Regions from separate parts of the Homo sapiens genome. Here region 1 is linked to region 2. A link is an interaction called in ENCODE POLR2A ChIA-PET data of the cell type or tissue named here. Cell type or tissue: MCF 10A. All regions are shown on one strand. Each heading gives the region's core, and the rest is flanking DNA. Links, peaks and the distances in the headings are about the cores only. Region 1 overlaps NCOR2 (nuclear receptor corepressor 2). Region 2 has its middle 130 kb from the start of NCOR2.

Region 1 (2,500 bases), core at 1-2,500, 280 kb after region 2:
GTCTGAGTCCTCAGATGTGAGTGCATGTCGGAATCACCGGAAGGGCTGGGGAAACCCAGTCACTGGGCCGCACCCCTCACCCCACAATAAGGCCGAGATCCAAGACTCTGCATTTCCAAGGAGCTCCCAGGCGTTGGTCTAGGACGCTGCTGAGAACCTCGGTGCTGGGGGTCAGCCCCTGAGCAGGGAGCAGGGTGGCTGAAGGGGTTGTTAAGCCCGAGGTGGGCTACCCCACAGCCCAGACCACCCATGGGAGTACACTCAAGCTGGAACGGCCCTTCCCAGGTGTTTGGGGTGGGCAACGGCCTCCCTGGCCAGGGCCCAACTTGGATGAGGCAGCTCTGAGCTGAGTTATTGTCAGCGCGCCTGACAGCCGATGGCAGCCAGCCCCTTCTAGAAGGGAGGTCTGGCCAGTCCAGCCCAGGAGGCAGCCTGTGCATCTGCATGTTTGCAAAGCCACGCTTCATAGATGCTGTGGCCACCCGAATGCTTAACCACAGCCCAGCAGCAAGACGCCAGTGCCACCGTGTCATCTCAAGGACACCTGCCCTGTCTGAAGTGCTTGCACCAGGCCCTTCTCCGCCCTGTCACCCCGACACCATGTGCCCTGTACCAAAGCAGTTTGTGTGTCATTTCGATGGTTACGTTTCTGAAACTTGGATGGTTATAAAGTGGAATATGAAAGTCCTTGATTAAAAGTGCTGGCCATGGGACGTCTCTGGACTCAGACCCGCGCTGTGTGCGGCCGCCTTCACTCTGGCCCACCTTGGCATCCATGGCACTGGTGCTTAGCCTTGTGGCCGGCTGGAGGCGAGGGATGTGCATGGCTGTTTAGAGTGGTGGGATTGCCTTCTTGTTTAATGGAGGGTGCCATCCTCTTTCTGGAAGCTTCTCTGTGTTCTGACACGGGGATGCAGGCCCGGGCATAGGCTTTTGGAATGCTAGCCCCTCCACACCCACCCCCATGAGACCCCACAGGCCTGAGCTTTGGCAAGGGAGGGCCGAGCCCCCACCTCCCGGAACCTGGCCCCTGAGATCGGCCGTGAGCGGCTTTTGAGCCTGGAGGCTGGGTTGAGGCCCGAGCATCCTCTCTTGGGCTCCGAGCCCCATCACCACCACCCTGAGGTGAATCACGGACTGTGGGGCGGTGCGGGGAACAGCTCAAGCGCTGGCACAGTGGTTTATAGTCCATGATTCATTGATGGAAGGGCCGCGTTATCCTAGTGAATTGCAAAACCAGAGCCCAGGAATGCTGGGGCCTGACTGCAGACCGTTGGGGAGCGAGGATGTGAGGCTGGCTAGGCCAGGTGGCAGGGCCCGGCCCCTGGTAGCCAATATGGCCTTCCCGCAGCGATGGGGGTTCATGTGGCCAAGGGGGCCTCTCTTTCTGCAGAGATGGGACACTGAGACGGGAACAGCCCGTCCTGGGCTCCAGTCATCCGGCCTGGGTCCAAGAAGGAAGCCCAGGGAGGCCGAGGCTCCGCCCCCGACTGCTGCCGTCCACTCTCCACTGTTCCCCATCTCTGTCCCTCTGGGTCTGCTCTGCCCAAGCCCCTGGCTCTGAATCTCCTGCATTTTTCTAGGTTTCTCTCTCTCTCTCTCTCTCTGTGTGTGTATGCGCGCACACGGGTGGCTACGTCTGTTTCTCTTCCCATGTCTTCCTCCCTCTTTCTATTTCTCTGTGTCTTTATCTCTGTGTCCACGTCTCGTCTGTTTCTCTGCATGTGCTTTCCCGTCTCTCTCTCTTTCCCCCATCTAAGTCTTTTAACTCTGTCTCTAGCTCTCTCTCTCTCTCTCCCCTTCTCTCTCTCCCCCATCTCTCCTCTTCCTCCTCCCCCGCCCCCTCCCCTCCTCACCCTGTCCCTGGGTCTCTCCTCTCACCCTTCCTCCTCCAGGTCTCTGCTCCTCCCCCACCTTTCTCCCTTTCTCTCTCCTCCCTCCCACTACAGCCCCCTGTCCCCTGCCTCCTCCGTCTGTCCTCTCCCAGCTCTTTGCGGAGGGACTGGTGACCTTGTTCCCCTTGCTGTGGCACTCGGACAGTTTGCACAGGGAACAGTATGACCGGGAAGGCTGTTCCAGGGCAGGAGCAGCCAGGCTTGGTCCCTGGGGAGGGGCAGCCGCTGTGCGGTGGGTGTTGGTATTCAGGGCTAGCTGCCTGCCCTAGGTGCTGAAGTCACTTGATGGTGGGGACCGGTGGCAGGGCGGGCCAGATCACCCCAGGCTGTGTTTCAGCTCCCAGGCCGAGGGCTTGTATCTTGTTTCAAACCTGCTGCCTGCTTGGGGCTGGGCCAGGATGGGCCCACAGCCTTCCGGTGGTGCCGACTTTCCCAGGCCTGCCAGAGGAGGTGGCTGGGTCCTCTCCAGTCAGGGCCAGCTGGGCTGGGCAGGATTGGGTGCAGTTTTAGGGTTGAAGTGAGCAGATGTCTCTGGTTTCCTGCCCAGCTTTGTGCTAGGTGGGGAGACAGTTGGGGGCTCCCCACGTCCTGCAGTCAGGGATGTT
Region 2 (17,124 bases), core at 8,609-11,108:
TAAACTGTAACATCCGTTTCTAAATCAAGCTACATTTTCCTCTTGAGCAACTAAATTCATGCCCGTTGGTTTAATTTGTTGCTATTGTAATCCTTTAACGCTGATGAAATTATGGAGCGGTTTCTAGTGAAATTATCCAGATTTGATTAGGGTTTGAACATATTAATATTTTTCCTTCTGAGTAGTCTTCAGAGAGAGACTGGCTGAGGGTGTGCAGGTCCCATGGGCTGGGAGGGTGGGGAGTGCCACCTCAGAAAGCAGATTCAGTCTGTCCCTCTTCAGATAATCTTCTTCTTAAAAAATATTTTTAATTTTAATTTTAATTAATTAATTTTTTTTGAGATAGAGTCTCGCTTCGCTTGTCACCCGAGGTTGGAATACCATGACGCGATCCAAGCTCACCGCAACCTCCACCTCCTGGGTTCAAGGGATTCTCCTGCCTCAGCCTCCTGAGTAGCTGGGATTACAGGTGCCCGCCACCATGCCTGGCTAATTTTTGTATTTTTTAGTAGAGATGGGGGTTTTACCATGTTGCCCAGGCTGGTCTCGAACTCCTGGCCTCAAGTGATCCGCCTGCCTCAGCCTCCCAGGTGCTGGGATTACAGGCATGAGCCACTGCGCCCCATTTTTATTTTTTAGAGACAGGGTCTTGCCATGTTGCCCAGGCTGGTCCCGAACTCCTGGCTTCAAGTGATCCTCCTGCCTTGTCCTCCCAGAGCACTGGGATTACAGGTATGAGCTGTGACACCTGGCCCTTTGGGAAAAAAAAGTGCATTTATTGAGTACTGACTGTATGCACAGTCCTGGATATGAACATTCTCAATGGAGAGTCTGCCAGAGAAGGTTCTGGGCTCCTAAGTGGCAGTTGTTCCAAACGGATAGCTGGAACACAGTGGGTCCCCTCCAGCTTTGCCTCCAAACCCACCTCCAGTTGCAATGGAGCCTTCGCTGTCTGTTCATCATAAACCGGTGCTGGGTAGGAAGAAGATGCTCACACGGAAGTCACTTTAACCTTGGCTTTGACCCTGGAGGATTTCCTCCTGACTAAGAGCCCCTCTCCGAGACCCCATGGTGATCTGGAACAGTAGAGGCTGGGGAGAGGAAGACTGAGGGCCAAAGCTCCATGCAGACCCTGCCAGGAGGAGCAAAACCCAGGCCAGCGGCCTCCCTCTGCTGCCTCTATCCCGCCTCCTCCCTGTGGAGCTTACTCCCCCCTCACTGCCTGCTAATTCCATTTGTTCTGGAATGTGCCAGGCCTCGCCCCAAACAGTACATAAGCACCGAGGAATCTGAAGTGCGTTTCCAGGTTCCCTCCTTCAGGAAAGAGAGGGCCAGGCAGGGTCTAGGAGCTAAGACTGGAGTGGATAATGGCAGGCACAGAGAGGCCCCCAAGGAGGCTCCGGTTTCCAGCCAGTACATGGGGCCAGGGACCCCAGGCCAGCCTGACCTGCCCTCTACTCACTGCCGCTCTGGCTGGCGATTCCTGAGCATGGCACAGTTATCAAGAAGGGGCTGCCCTCCTTTTCCACTGAGTGAGGGATGGAGTAACTGCTCCTTGTGTTGCCAAGGGACACGCTGGATGCCCTTCGGATGTGCAGATGGCCGGGGCCAAGTCCCTCTGCCAAGCCTTTGCTGAAGCCATTTCCTCTGCAGGGCCTGACCTTCCCCAGCCTCCTGCCCGCTCCCCTTCACCCCACACTCAGCCGTCAGGGCAGAGCCAAATCCTCCTCCTGGAAGAACGCACTCGCCCAGCCCACAGTGCTTCCCCGCTGTAGAACCCACCACACATGGTCACTCCAGAGCTGAGAACTGGCTTCCTCACAGCCAGCTCCCCCGGGGCCTGCAAATTCAGTGAAAGCAGGAGCCCCCTCCCCAGCTGCCACAATGTCTAACTCAGAGTTTGTCCACTGGTGGGCCACAAATGTGCTTAGCTGCTCTTGCACAGAGATTCATTATTTTTTAAAACATTAACTGGCATCATTTAAAAGGTAGGATGTTTCACATTAAAAATCTGGGCTCTGTTAAAAAAATCAGATCTGGGCTGGGCATGGTGGCTCACGCCTGTAATCCCAGCTCTTCGGGAGGCTGAGGCAGGAGGGATCACTTGAACCCAGGAGTTTGAGACCAGCCTGGGCAATATAGCGAGACCTCCACTCTACAAAAAACAAAACAAAACAAAAATTAACCAGGTGTGATGGCATGCGCCTGAGGTCCCAGCTACTCAGGAGGCTGAGGTAGGAGGATTGCTTGAGGCTGGGAGGTTGAGGCTGCAGTGAGCCGTGATCGTGCCACTGCATTCCAGCCTGGGTGACAGAATGAGTAAGACCTTGTCTAAAAAAAAAAATAAATAAAACAAATAAGTAATCAGATCTGGTGACCCCGGGCCCTGCATTCTTATGTGACAATTGTTGGAAACTGGCCTTTAGATGTGGCAGGCACTCCCTCTGTCATGGTCACTTCACTCCACTCCCTTCCAGTCCCTATCGCCGTGCCCCAGCAGCTCTGCTTGTTGACGCTGCCTGTCTTGCCTCTAGCCTCCGAAAGTGCTGGGATTACAGGCGTGAGCTGCCACGCCCGGCCGCAAGTAGGAGTTCTAATGAGGACACAAGTGGAACGCTAAGTGAAAAGGACTTTCTCCGTCCTGGAGACTGCAGGCGTGGAGCGGGGAGGAGGGGTGAAGGGAGACCAGGTTTGGAAACCAGGTGGTCAGCGGTCCAAATCCTGGCTCTCCCGCTCATTGGCTGTATGACCTTGGAAGTGTGCTTAGCGTCTCTGAGCCTCAGTTTCCTCATCTTGAATATGATTTTGAGCCTTCGACCCCCTGTCTAGTCCTTTGTGTCCCTGGCCCCCTAGCCATGCCTGGCACACAGGAGACCCTCTACGTGCAGCAATCCTTGCAGCAACCTTGCAGGACACAGTTCTTCATATTCAAGAACTGAGATGGAACATCTCCGTTTGTAAGCGTTGTCCACACACTCCAATGTGCACAGAATCCCTCTGGGATTGAATGGAGAAGCTGCTCCATGTCGCTAAGCTCCGCCCTCACTGTAAAGCCTGGTTTTTGTCACTGATTGCAGAGGTCAGACTCTACCTGGGGTGGCCTGGTGTCTGTGCTCACTGTTCTCAGGGAGGGGTGCTCAGGAATGTCTCAGATGGGTCAAGGGTGCTACATGGGGTCCCCAGTATTACCAGTGCCCAGGAGGTATAGGACAGCAACCTCCAGCAGCCAGAATCCCGCCTCTCCCCTAAGCACACACTATCTCCAAGCCCTTTCCTCATGGTGTGGGTTATTCACCATTCATTAAAAAAGAGAAAATAATCAACAACCTATTACGTACCAGGCACCATCAAAAGCCCAACGTCACTTCCAAAACAAAATCAGAAATGATTCCTAGCTTTCGAAAGACGAGTTTTTCCACCTTCCAGAATGTTAGCACCAGGCAGGCAGGGATGCTGCTTGTCTAGTTTCCTGCTGTCTCCCAAGTGCCTAAAACAGAATCCAGCACACAGTAGGTGCTCAGCAAATGTTTGTTGAATGACTGCACAACAGTATAGTAGTAGCATCTTCTCAGGCTTTCGCTGTTGGGAATTCTGTAGTAGGAGCCCCTATGCGCATTCCTCCTTTAGGGATAAGGCAACTGAGATGCTGAGAGGCAAAGACATGGGCCAGCATTAGCCCAGCTGCTCTGAGTGGGGCCAAGAGTAGAGCTTAGGCTTCTTCTGACGCCAGCTGAGGAACAAAACCCTCTCTGTCTTCTCAATCTCCTTGCCAGCCTACAGCTTGAGATTTTTCACACAGTGGATTTTCAGAGCCTACGGTCGGCATCTAATGAACAAATACGCGGGTGGGGACTGAATACCTCTTGCAAGAATCTCATCTCAGCCCTTCAAGGCCACTCTGGGAAGCTTACTTCTTGGAAGAGGACTTATCTCTTCCTTCCCAAAAGAGCTGCATTCTAAATCCAAACAGCCGTGGAGTAGCTGCTCCTGGAAGGATACTTCAACATCCATGAAATGTAATGATGTCCTCAAGTGAAATATTTCAACAGCGTGCTCAGGAACCCAACAAAAGAACATAGGTTTAGGGGAAATACACAGACACGCACACACACACGCACACACACCCCAAATTCTTTCCTTAAAACATAAGCTGGAAGGATTTTATCTGCTCTCACAGGGAAAACTCAAGAGGTTTAATTTAAAACTTGGGCGGGCTTGTGGTTTTTCAATGGGGTGATTGTTCCGTAGTCAGGGAATGAGATAATAAGAAAATGTTTTTGAGCCAGTGTTTGGTTTGGCTTCAGAAATTCAAACCAGCCTTCTTCTGAGAGCTGTCGGGCCTCGTGCATAGTTCAGGCTGGTATCTACCACCGTCAGGAACCCAGATTTGTGATAACATTTATGCGGCCAAAGACTTCCAAGGGAATGCAGGCCGAGGGGTGCCTTGTGCACTTGGGCACAGCAGAGCTTGGTTGAAAAAGGCAGGTCTCTAACCTGGCTGCGCATCACCCCGTCTCCAGACACCCAGACCCTTAGCAATCATGTAAAATATGGGCTAAGGCAGGCTGGGTGCTGCGGCTCACGCCTGTAATCCCAACACTTTGGGAGGCTGAGGCGGGTGGATCACTTGAGGCCAGGAGTTTGAGACCAGCCTGGCCAACATGGTGAAACCCCATCTCTACTAAAAACACAAAAATTGGCCAGGCGCCGTGGCTCATGCCTGTAATCCCAGCACTTTGAGAGGCTGAGGCGGGCGAATCACGAGGTCAGGAGTTCAAGACAAGCCTGGCCAACATGGAGAAACCCTGTCTCTACTAAAAATACAAAAAATTAGCTGAGCATAGTGGCGGGCGCCTGTAATCCCAGCTATTCGGGAGGCTGAGGCAGGAGAATTGTTTGAACCTCAGGAGACAGAGGTTGCAGTGAGCCGAGATCAAGCCACTGCAGTCGAGCCTGGGCAACAGAGTGAGACTGTCTTAAAAAATAAATAAATAAATGAATATATACATAAAAATTAGCTGGACATATGGGCGCATGCTTGTAATCTCAGCTACTCGGGAGGCTAAAATATGAGAATCACTTGAACCCAGGAGGTGGAGGTTGCAGTGAGCCAAGACCATGCCATTGCACTCCAGCCTGGGTGACAGAGTGAGACTCCGTCTAAATATATATATATATATATATGGGCTAAAGCAGACATAAGGGTAATCTGCCATGATCTGGAAGCCCCATAATGAGACAGCATCTTTTGATCTGTCCTCAGCAAGGTTCATCAGCCTCCTGCTATCTGCATCAACCCACTGGAGGGGAAGCCTGAACTGCTCTTCCCCAGCCCACATCTCCCCAGCATCCCCTGGGGGCTTTTGATATGGATTTTACCAGGTGGAAATGAGCAGAAGGACATTGCAAATGGAGTGGGCTTGTTTTTTCCCCACTGCTTTGCCTCTTTTGGTCTGCTTTGGGCTCTCTGGGGAAAATAACTGTTGCTGATGGAAACAGGAATTCCTAGAGCCCCAGTTTGGGGTTAAGGTGATGTAGGGCAGGCAAGCCCCAGAATCAGGGCTTAGCCTGGGAGGGTTCTTGGCTCCACCCAGGAAAGAATTCAAGGGCAAGCTGGTGGTGTTTGATTGCAGCCGCAGTGCAGGGCAGCAGCAGAGGCACTGGGAGATCGGGCAGTGTGCCCAGAGCAGCAGCTCAGAGGCAGCCCTGCAGTCTCCTTTATACCCACTCCTAATGATATGCAATTAAGGGGTGGGTTATCCAGACACTTCTAGAAAAAAGGTGGTAACTTTTGAGTCATCAGGTCATTGCCATGGAAAGGGGTGATAACGTCCAGGTGTTGCCATGGCAATGGTAAACTGACATGGCACACTGGTGGGTGTGTCTTATAGAAAGTTGCTTCTGCCCTGCTCCTATTTTAGATAGTCCTCAATTTGGTCCAGTGTCTGAGCTCTGCCTCGAGTTGAGTCCTGCCTCCTACCTCAGAGGGAGATCAGGTAGGAAGTTTTAGTGGTATTTGCTCCTGGAGTACCAAGCATTTCAGGGGAGAGCCTCTCATTCATGGGCGGCTGGGCTGGAAGGGGGTTTTGAGTGGAATCACTCGCTGCACAGTCTTCTCCAGGGGGATTCTCTAATTTCAGGTGACCCATGCCCCTCTTGAGAATAATGTTGATTGACATTCTGGTGTTCTGCCCCAGGAGCCTCCACCTGTGTCTAAAGAGGTCAGCTAATGGCTTCCAGCAGGGGCAGGTGACACTTGTGCTCAGCTCCTCTCAAAAATGACTCACCTCTCCTTCTGCACCTGGCATTTGAGTCTAGAGGTCTGAAGACCCGCAAAGGGTCTTCTCTCATCATCCCAGCCCTACACCTCAACTTAGCTTAGGACTGGCCCTCATTCAATGCCCACCTCTGACCCTAACCCCAACCCACCAAAGCCGGTCCTTGATCAAGACCTGAGCCCTCTGTGAGGCCTGAGAAGCTGGAGGGAGGTTTGGTCCTGTGATGCCCCTGGGACGCCTCATCCAGCACGTCCTGGCCAGCACAGCATCTGCCATTCACACTTACACCTTGGACAGCTCCCAGGGATCTGCTCCCAGGTCCATGGGCTGCCATCTGCCAGACTGTCACATGCTTCGTCCTCTGTCGGTTTGCCCTCCAACCAGGCCTCAAGCACTCTCCCTCTTACCACCATTCCTCCAAAAAAATTTTTTTTTAAAGATTATGCTTCCAGCCAGGTGCAGTGGCTCACACATGTAATCCTAGCAATTTGGGAGGCTGAGGTGAGAGGATCACTTGAGCCCAGGAGTTCAAGACCAGCCTGGGCAACAAACATAGTGAGACTCCATCTCTACAAGAAATATACAAAAATTAGCTGAGCGTGGTTGGCATATGCCTACAGTCCCAGCTACTCGGGAGGCTGAGGCAGGAGGATCGCTTGAGCCCAGGAGGTCAAGGCTGCAGTGAGCTATGAATGCACCACTGCACTCCAGCCTGGATGACAGAGTGAGACTCCACCTCTAAATGAAAATAAAAATGAAAAAAGAGAGAAGAGAAGGGGTGTATAATCAAAAGCAACAAGCCTGAGGCTGCAAGGTGCGTGGTTCCCAGACAATGGAAACTGCCGTGGGCCATGACAGCCCCCAGCTGATCCTGTACCTGGAGGGGACGGTTTGGGGGTATGACAGAGTACGGGGTGCACCTTGGGAGCTGGCTGTGGAACTGCCACTTGGAGAGTGGGGGGCTGCCCTGTGAGCCTGCCAGGGCTTTCTCCCCAGCCATTCAGCCTCCTTGGGTCCTCTGCCCCAGCCTGCCTTCCTGGCCGGTCAGGGTGCTGAATAACTCCAGTAACCATGAGAACACCTCCCACTTGCGGAAGCCTCCCTTTATTTGTTGGCTAGGGCTGGCGTAACTAATTAAGCCACAAGCTGCGTGGCTTAAAACAACAGAAATGCATTCTCTCAGTGTTCTGGATGCCAGAAGTCAGAAATCAAGGTGTCCACAGGGCGGTGCTTCCTCTGGAGGCTCTAGCGGAGGAGCCTTCCTGCCCCTTCCAGCTCCTAGCAGCTGCCCGCAACCCCGGACCTTCCTTCCTTGACGCAGCTGCGTCACTGGCTGGCTGTCCTTTGTGCGTCATCTGTTTTTATAAGGATACCAGTCACTTCATTTAGGGCTTGCCTACTCCAGTGTGACCTCATCTTAACTTGGTTCCATCTGCAAAACCCTGTTTCCAGATAAGATCACATTCACAGGTTCAGGGTGGACATGGATTTGGAGAGCGGGGATGATATTCACCCCAGTAAACTCCCCAAGGGCCTGCACTGGGTGAAATACATTCCCTGTTTCCCCACATAATCTTCACAGCAGCCTGTGAGGCAGGTGCAGTCAGTTCCCACTGCATGGATGAGGAAACTGAGGCTCACAGAGGCTGAGCATCAAGTGCCCAAAGCTGCACAGGCTGGGGGAGGAAAATGGCTTGGAACTAGATAAAGGTGAATGGATTAAATACCACTGAACTGTACATGCTGCAAGGGTTAATTCTATGTCATGTGAATATTACCTGGTAAAAAGTGTTCTATCTTGGTACCTTTCCACTGTCTAAAATCCACGCTGCTAGAGGGAATCTGTGGTCTTGAGATGTGAAACCCATCATCGAGCCACTTCCTGTGGTGGGAGTCTTTGTGTCCGGGAGGCCTCGGTTATAGTGCAGATGAGCTTCCTGGAAGGTGGGGACTGTGTGCTGAGCGCCTCCCTTTAATACCCAGCAAGGACTGGGTTCCCTCACTGGCCACCTGTCATTTTAGAAGGCAGAGGATATGGGTAAGTTTTGCTTAATTAATTTTGGAGGAAGGGATACAGGGAAAGTGTCAGCAATTGGGAGCTAGTTTTTTTGGTTTGTTTTTGGTTTTTTATTATTTATTTTTATTATTTATTGATTTATTTGAGACAGAGTCACTCTGTTGCCCAGGTTGGAGTGCAGTGGCGCGGTGTTGGCTCTCTGCAACCTCCGCCTCTTGGTTTCAAGCAATTCCCCTGCCTCAACCTCCCAAGCAGCTGGGATTACAGGCACCCGCTGCCATGCCCAGTTGTTAATTTTTGTATTTTTAGTAGAGACGGGTTTTCACCATGTTGGCCAGTCTGGTCTCAAACTCCTGACCTCAAGTGATCCACCCGCCTCGGCCTCCCAAAATATTAGGATTACAGACTTGAGCCACTGTGCCCGGTCTGTTTTTGTTTTTTTAGAGACAGGATATTGCCCTGTCACATTGGCTACAGCGTAGTGGCATGATCATAGCTCACTGCAACCTTGACCTCTGGGGCTCAAGGGATCCTCCTGCCTTAGCCTCCCTAGTAGCCAGGACTACGAGTATGGAACACCATGTCCAGCTAATGTTTTTAAAGTTTTGTAGAGACAGGGTCTCACTATGTTGCCCAGGCTAGTCTTGAACTTCTGGGCTCAAGCAATCCTCCTGCCTCAGCCTCCCAAAATGCTGACATTACAAGTGTGAGATCCAGCCATGGCCAGGATCTTGAAGTTCGTGTGTTTGTCCTGCACTGGCCCCTCTAGCCCATTCCTGGCCTCACTCCGTGCACGCCCCCAAGCCCCTCACCGGCCTGCTGGGAGAGCTGGGGTCACTGTTGAACAGTCAGCCCCAGAAGCCTAGCTCCCTATGTATCTGCCGAAAGGCCTGATACAGCAGTAGCTCAATTTTATTGATCTTGTCAAAAGCAGTAACTCAAGAAAGCTATTTAAATTCACGGGAGGAAGCCACAGCAATTATCCACGTCTGCATCAGATTCTTCATCATTTTTGTTATTGGCTGTGGAGCCTGGAGACATTCTGTGTGCGGCTGACGCGGCAGCGAGGGGACCGCTGAGGGCTGAGGTTTTGTTTGCAGCCCAGGAAAACAAATACCATAATCAAGAGTTCGCCGATATAAATCTATATGCATAAAGGTTTACAGGGTATTCCCACGGGGACGCACGGGCACCCAGTGGTTTAGATTCATTTTGTCCCTAATCCCAGCCAAATCCCGTCAGCCTATTCCTGCAGCTCCTGTTTTAGTGCATAAAAACATTGCGATGTGTGATGGAGCAGGTGATTTTTTTTTGCAGTCTTTCCCCCATAGTTAAACTTTAATGAAAGATTAAATCACAGTGGAATTTGAGTGACAAGCAGATGAGATCTGTGGCAGGCACCGTGAGTCTGGCTGGGTGGGCTATGGCAGGGACTGGGGAAGATGACCCCACCTGCCCACCACCAGAGTGCCTCGGACCTCAGCAGATGGCAGCTCTCTGGATTGGGGTCATGATTAATTCATCTCTTAATCCCTGGCACCTAGTAAGTGCCTGGTACACAGCAGGTGCCCCAGTGAATAATTGAATGAATGAATGAATGAATGAGCTGGCTGAGTTGCCTGCTTTAAATTGTTGTTTGCCAAACAGTTGCTCCTGGATATCCTGGTGTCATGATATTTTCTGTCTGTGCTGGACATCTTTAGTGTGTCACTCCAGGCCCAATCTTCACTCTGTTCATCTAGGCCTGTTGGCTTCCAGCCCTTGGGTGTCCAGCTAGAGGTTGGAAGCAGGTAGAGAAAGAGGCCAGGGGGTGTTTACAGCCCCAGTTCCTCTCTGCAATGTCCCAGGTTGGCTGCATCCCTCCAACAAAGGATAGGGCTCCTATGGGGTGGTCCTCTCTTACAGCCACCCTCTTCAGGTTCTGGTAACTTACCTTCAGGTGTGGTGATAGCTCCTCACTGTTGCTACTGGAGGGGAAGGGCTTCTCTACCCCCTGCTCACACCTTTGCAGATAATTGATTAGTTAGCGCTTCTCCATTTCCTGTGTCAGCATACCCTCCTCTGTTTTCTAGTGGGATCCTAACTGATAATGCATCTAAACTACTGTTTTCTTCTTCTAAAATCAACTCACATGCTTTTACTCAAGTACCAACTTGAGCCGTGAGAGCCAGCAATTCTCAAAGTGTGGTGCCACACCAGTAACCTCAGCATCACCTGGGAGCTTGTTAGAGATGTAAACTCAGGCCCACCCTGGACTCACTGAATCAGGCATTCTGATGTCGGGGGGAAGCTCCCTGTGTTCTCATAAGCCCCCTAAGAGATTTGCACACATTCTCAAGTGTGAGAACCACTGGTCTAAGTAAGAATTCCAGCAAAATCAAAGGTTTGGATTATGTGTGGTCCGTGCTACCGGATGCCTTCCCAACACCCACTCTGCCCCCACCTTCCTCACTAATAAAACCCTAATTTTGTTCAAGATAGTTTGAATCCCACCTTTTCTAGCTTCCTCTGCAAGTAGGGGTTGCTCCACGACACAGCTCTGGCCAATAAGATGTAAGTGGATGTCCTTGGGTGGGGCTTCCATAAAAGCTCTTTAAAAGGTGAAAGTGGGTGGGTGGCAGTGCAGGAAGCTAGTGCAGGTCTTTTGCCCTATTCTCTTTTTTCTCTTCCTGCCTGGAATCTAGATGCAATGCTGGAGGTACAGCAGCCACTTTGTGACCATAGGTGACTATGAGGATTAAAGGGGTAGAAAAGGGCCTGGGTATTCATGGAGTGATGGGGCTACCTTCCCAGCCTTGAACAGGCCACCTCCAGATGTCTTGTTAAGAGGGAAACAGAAACCTCTTATTTGGGTAAGCCACTGTTATTTGGGTTTTCTGATATATGCAGCCAAATGCAATTTCTAGTTAAAATAAACACACAACTATGACAAGAAGTGGTCATCTGTGTGTCCCACTGCCAACAGCCTCACAGGCCATGAAACCCTGCTTGAACTGAAGGGTCATCATTGAAGGCGAGATTCCACTCCAGACTGGCACACAGAGGCTTGCCTGTCAGAGCTGGCTCTGAGCAGATGCAGGATTTATGACTTTGTTTATACTTGCATCCTTGCAAAAGAGGATCTGAAGACAACTTCAAGTCAAGTTAAACTAAAATTAAAGCAGGAGAAAGATTAAGGAGACCCAGGAGGTCTCAAATGACATTTTAAAAATTGTCATTATCATTGTCATCAATCTCAAAATCTCCAGAATACTATTAACAGGGACATGCACCAGGTCCTGGAGACCCTAAAGGCACTAGCAGCCTGATCTGAACTTCCAAGGAGTTCACCGTGCAGGCAAGAGACCATGCCAAGGGTTCACTGCAGCTGGGCAATCAGGGAAGACTGCTCAGAGAAGGTGTCATTTGTGCCGGTAGCTAGGGGAAGAGAGAATGCCCATTGATGGAATATCTGCCTGTCTCAGGCACTGCATCAGAGGCTCCTGCCAGCTTCCAAACTGCTCTGTGAGGAAGGGATTACCACGGGGAAACTGAGGCTCAGAGAGGGAAAGTGACTTACTCAATGTCACACAGCCTATTGGGGGAGACCTTGGGCCCACTCTGAATCTTGAGTACTACAATCTGAGTCTTTCGGCATCATAGACAGGGTTTCCCCAAGGCACTGAGAGATGCCAGGAAGGGGACCCCAGCTCCAGAGAAACCACAGCCTCTCGGTGTTGCTCGGAGTGCACTAGTACCCTCCTAGGTGCTTTTAATTATCCACATTTTCCAGAAGAGAAAGCTGGCTCACAGAGGTGAAGGCACCTTCTCAGGGTGGAGGAGCAGAGCCAGGGCTCACACCCAGGGCTGTGGGGCTCCAGGGGTCTGGCCAGAGCGCACTGGGAATTCCAGGAAGGCTTCACGGAGGAGGACCAGATGTGATTGAGAAGGTGGCAGAGGAAAAGGCCTAGGCCCAGGTGCGGCAGTGGGATCACGGCAGTTCTGTGTGGCCACGTTGGCAAAGAATTAGATGTCCATTGCGTGTTTCCTATGCCACCGTCCTGAGCACTTCATAGCTATCAACCCCTTTCCTCTTCACAGCCCTGTGAGCTCGGTGCTGTTTTTGAACCCATCTTACAGAAAGAGAAGTTGAGGCAGGTTACTGTTCAACCTCTCTGTCCTCTATTTTCTAGGCATCTCTCTTCTCGCCCATTCTGCAGACAGCCAAGTGCCCCTGGCAGGATTTCTGTGTAGTTACAGGTGAGTGTGGACAGCCAGGGCAGTGCATCTGGTTGTTGAGCTCTGGCTCGGAACTTCCCAGCCTCACTGGTGGAGTCTGTGCTACGACTATGCTTTCCTCCCTTCTCCTCACCTCATGGCCCCAGACAGGGAACTCAGCCCTGCAGCAGACATCTGCGGCCCTCCCTGTCCAGACTGTTTCCTTCTAGGAGGAAAGTCCCCTTGCATGTTCCTTTGGGGAAGAATCCTTTCCTTCTCTTCACCCATGTAGTTTGGGTGGGGCAGACTCTGCCCCATTACCATGGCAATTGGTTCAGGGATAGTCCCTGTGACCAGGTCAGGCCAATAAGAACCTTCCCTGAGACTTTTGCTGGAACCACTTGGGAAAGAAGGTCTCTCTTTGCAGAGTTGCTATGCTGGTGGGATGTGCCCAGACCTGCCTGAGAGACAACCCAGTCTAGAGGAAAGCAGCACCAAGATACAGAAGGACTGATGGTGTTTGTTGAGCCCCCGAATCAAGCCATGCCTGAAGTACCCCCTAGACTTTTTAGTTACACAAAATGATAAAATTCTTTTTTTTTTTTTTTTTTTTTTTTGAGATGGAGTCTTGCTCTGCCACCCAGGCTGGAGTGCAATGGTGTGATCTCAGCTCACTGCAGCCTCTGCCTCCTCCCGGGTTCAAGCGATCCTCATGCCTCAGCCTCCCAAGTAGCTGGAATTACAGCTGTGTGCCGCCATGCCCAGCTAATTTTTGTATTTTTAGTAGAGACGCAGTTTCACCATGCTGGCCAGGCTGGTCTCGAACTCCTGACCTCAGGTGATCCACCTGCCTGGCCTCCCAAAGTGCTGGGATTACAGGTGTGAGCCACCATGCCCGGCCCAAAATGATAAAATTCTAAAAGTTGGGTTTTTATCTCTGGCTACCCACCTCTCTGTGATTCCTCTTTCCCATCCCCTACCCCTAGCCTGGATTATTTCTGGGTGCATCAAACTTTGTTAAAATTTGGGGAGAATGGAGTGGTTTCACAGCACCACGCTGCTCCACTTTTTTTTTTTTTTTTTTTGAGATTCTCCAACTTCCCTGTTTTCCAGTCTCTTCCTCTCAGCCTCTCCAGGAAACTCTAGCTCCCAGACTTTCCTATCCAGGCCCCTCCCAAGCTTGGGCTCCCCTCACATCTCCAAAGCCTCATTATGGTGTCCTGCTGAGGAGATGGCCCCTATTCCTTCGGCATGCCCTGGCCTCACAGAGGAACTGGCTTCGGGCCTTGTCCACCTTTCCCTTCCCCTTTGTGAGCAGGCTCAGGGAGCCAGAAGGTCTGAGTTCCAACGGCAGCCCCTCCCTTCATTGGCTGTGTGACCTCAAGCACGTTACTTACCCTCTCTGTGCCTCTGTAACCTGGTCTATAAAATGGGAATGCAGCTAATACCTTTTTCTTAGGGTTGCCCTGAGGCTTACTTGAGTGCATTTGTGGAAAACACTCAGCACCATACCTGTCTTGTTATATTTGTTGTTATTAGAGGGGGATGATGTAGGAATTCATGTTCCCATTGGAATGAGTTATGTCACTTCCCTTAGGAAGCAGACGCAGTTACCAGTGTGTTTGAAAGTAACTGTTCCCCTACCTCCAGCACATCAGGAGGACTTTGGAAAAAAAATTCTCTTCCTCAAATAGAAAGGAGAGATCTGGGAGGAAATGGGGGGGGGGGTCCTGTTGGGGGAACCCATCAGCACATAGGGGGAGGAGGAGGGGGCTCTGGATCGATGCCTGGGGTGGAAATACAGAGCTATTGCTGGCTTTGAGCTGGGAGAGGGGGTGCTTCAAGAGTCTGGCCTCTGGAGGGTGTGCAATGGGGCCACATTCTTGCTGTTTCTTAACAACTCCTCCAAGCCCCACGCCAGCACTGGGCAGTCGAGAAGCAGTTTCCCCTGCATGAGCTGAGCCGCTTAACAGCTGATGTGGAGATGAAAAAGAACCCAATCAAGCTAACAGCCCTTCCTGGCTGCCCTGCAATGACGGTGCTTTGTGCTGAGCCGGGGAAAATATTGGCCGTTTAAGCATTCACACTCTCTGGGGAGCAGCTGCAGAGGAGGGGCGGCTGCCCGGGCAAACTTGAGAGAACTGAAGTCACTGTGGGCTTCCGGGGGATGGGAGGTGGGGGGATTGTCACGGGCAACCTCGTTGTCCCTCTATCCCTAAAGTAACCCCATGTTCAGGGAGGCGATGCGCTCTTTACTTTGAGTGGTCTCACTGCGCCATTGTACAGATGAGGAAACTGGGGCTCAGAACAGGAGGTGACTTCCCTGAGGTCATATGGCTGGGAAGGCCTCAACACAGGCCAGATCTGCCTGACTCCCAATCCCGTGTCATTTTTGTTCTGTAGGTGACCTCCCAGAGCTGGCAGGCACAGGATGGAGGTGGGGTTGAGGCTGGAGAAGCCAGTTTGGAAGCAAAGCAGAGAAGGTTGAATCTGGGGGCTTTGAAAGTGAAACTTAGGGAGGGGACCTGGATGCAGGCAGCTGGAGGAAGAGGGTGTGTGTGTTGCGGCAGGAAGCCTGATGGCAGGGGGTGTCGGGGAGAGACAGAAAGAAACAGGAGAGATAGAGAGATGGGGGGTAGAGAGAGGAAGAGACAGGAGAGAGAAAGATACACACACAAACACACACACACACACACAGACACACACAGTGTCAGAGAGTTATTAACCTCTTCCTTGGTTCTTTGGTGTTGCCTGATGTCCTAGACCACTTCTACAGCTGCTGAATATCCACTCATTCAATTATTCATTCATGCATTCATTCAATATAGACGTATCTTTAATTGAGCACCTACTACTTATAGGCACTATGCTAAACTCTGGGAAATCTAGCAGACGACAAAACAGGCAACGGTCTGGACTGTCAGGAATGTACATTTTAGTGAGGGGGTAGGGAGACCAACAGAGACGTAAATTATAAAAGGAGGGGGAAAAATGGCAAACAGTAGAGAGAGAACCTCAGGCCCGGAGGCAGTAAGGCATGTGGGGACAGGATGCAGACTCACTGGCAGGACAGGGAGGGGCCACTTTTTATAAGGTGATCTTGGAAAGCTTCTCAGAGGAGGTGATGTTTGAGCTGGAACTCTTGTATCAGGAAAAAGCCAAGGTTCTGTGCCCAGCAGGCTGGGACTGGGCAAGCCGACCTCGGAAGCCTTTCAGATGGAGGGAGAAAGCCTGAACAGGAGCCTTCAGATGACGGCAACCAGAGCTGACCTTTCCACTGCTGGAGACCTCAAGGGAGACCCTGCGCCAGAACCTCCCAGTAAGTGCCCCCGAGATTCCAGACCCACAGAAGCTGAGAAAATACATCACTGTTCCCAGAGGCTAAGTGTGGGGGCATTTTGTTATGCAGCAATAGCTAACTCACACAAGGGCCTTCTTGGATAGAGAGCGGCTTTTTGAGGGTGAGAAAAAGCATTCCTAGATTCTTGCCAGCAGTTGGTCAAACTGTGTCACATGACCATGACTAGCCCAATCTCTGGTTAGGGGCGTGATCACCTTGGACCAATCAGGACCCTGCCCTGGAGCTGGGCCGTGGCTCCCAGGAATCACTGAGGATGCTGGATGCTGGACCCCAGCCAGGAAGCAGCAGCCAAGATACTGCCTCCTGGCCTCCAATTAATGTCCAAGCTGCCATTTATTGAGCACTGACTGTATGCCTGGGTTTTCACCCACACCAAGTTCTGGCTCCACAGTTTTCTCACCAGCAGCCCCTTTCCCTCCTCCCAGCCTCCGCACCCGCCCATCCTGCCACACTGAATGCTGTTTCTGCCCCAGTTGCCAGTTAGAATCCCACGCTTCCTTCAAGGAAAACCTCACCTTGGAGTCTGTCTCCACTTCCTGTAAGAAGCCTTCCAAGATCCCCCACGGGGACTCATCAGGCAAGGATAGGGAGTGATGTCATCCTGACTATCACGACTGCAATCTTTTCACTGCCACGGAGCTGGGGTGAAATTGCCCTAGGCGGGCAATTTTCTAGCTGTGTGACCTTGGGCAAGTTACTTAACCTTTCTGCGCCTCGCCTTCCCTGTCTCTTAAATGGAGATCATATTAGTACTTCCCTTGTTGGGTCATTATCCGAGTTAAATGTTAATACACGCAAAGTGCTCAGGATCTCGTCCAGCCCACAGGAAGCACTAGATAAGCGTTAGCTGCTGTCATTCCCCTCCCTGTTCTCTCAGTCCCCATCAGGGCTGAAGACTGACCCTGGTCCAATTGTCCTGATTTGCATGTGGCTCACTGTGGATTCACGTATGCACCCAGAGTATACCCAGGAGCACCATGGCGCCCTGGCAAACTCCACAAGACAAGCTGTCACGCTCCAGGATCACCTGGCAAATTTTCTCATGAATAAAACCGGGAGCTAAAAATGTCTCACGTTTTTCTCCACCTACAAACCCGTCAGTCTCCCCCTGCTCTACGGAGGGCACAAGGATGCACAGAATGTTCCTTAAAAGAATGGAAAAGGCATTCTGGAATCCAGGGCTAATACAATTACTCTAAAAGCATTTCTCCCCTGTTCGAAGTTAACTCGCTCCTGATGATGATAAACTCTGCCGTGCCTGGCCCTCCAGC

What was found. ChIA-PET counts read pairs that join two places held together with the same protein. Peaks named below come from ENCODE experiments on the same cell type or tissue, not always from the same donor. Only the 100,000 strongest peaks of a DNase experiment are listed, where the experiment ranks them.
Region 1: POLR2A ChIA-PET joins it to region 2 with 5 read pairs; 2 of 35 experiments call an interaction of 5 or more read pairs at or near these places.

Annotation. Positions count from the first base shown.
Region 1 is chr12:124,410,381-124,412,880 of GRCh38, reverse strand. The region is part of intron 15 of NCOR2 (nuclear receptor corepressor 2); the gene reads left to right. Among named protein-coding and RNA genes, the nearest start is that of MIR6880, 74 kb to the right of the region's middle. RefSeq lists enhancers at 1-58, 59-686. In MCF 10A, for the core only: no CTCF peak of the experiment used is centred there; a DNase peak (open chromatin) is centred at 1,190.
Region 2 is chr12:124,685,513-124,702,636 of GRCh38, reverse strand. No RefSeq gene overlaps it. Among named protein-coding and RNA genes, the nearest start is that of NCOR2, 130 kb to the right of the region's middle. RefSeq lists enhancers at 7,317-7,818, 13,981-14,702, 16,742-17,124. In MCF 10A, for the core only: no CTCF peak of the experiment used is centred there; no DNase peak of the experiment used is centred there.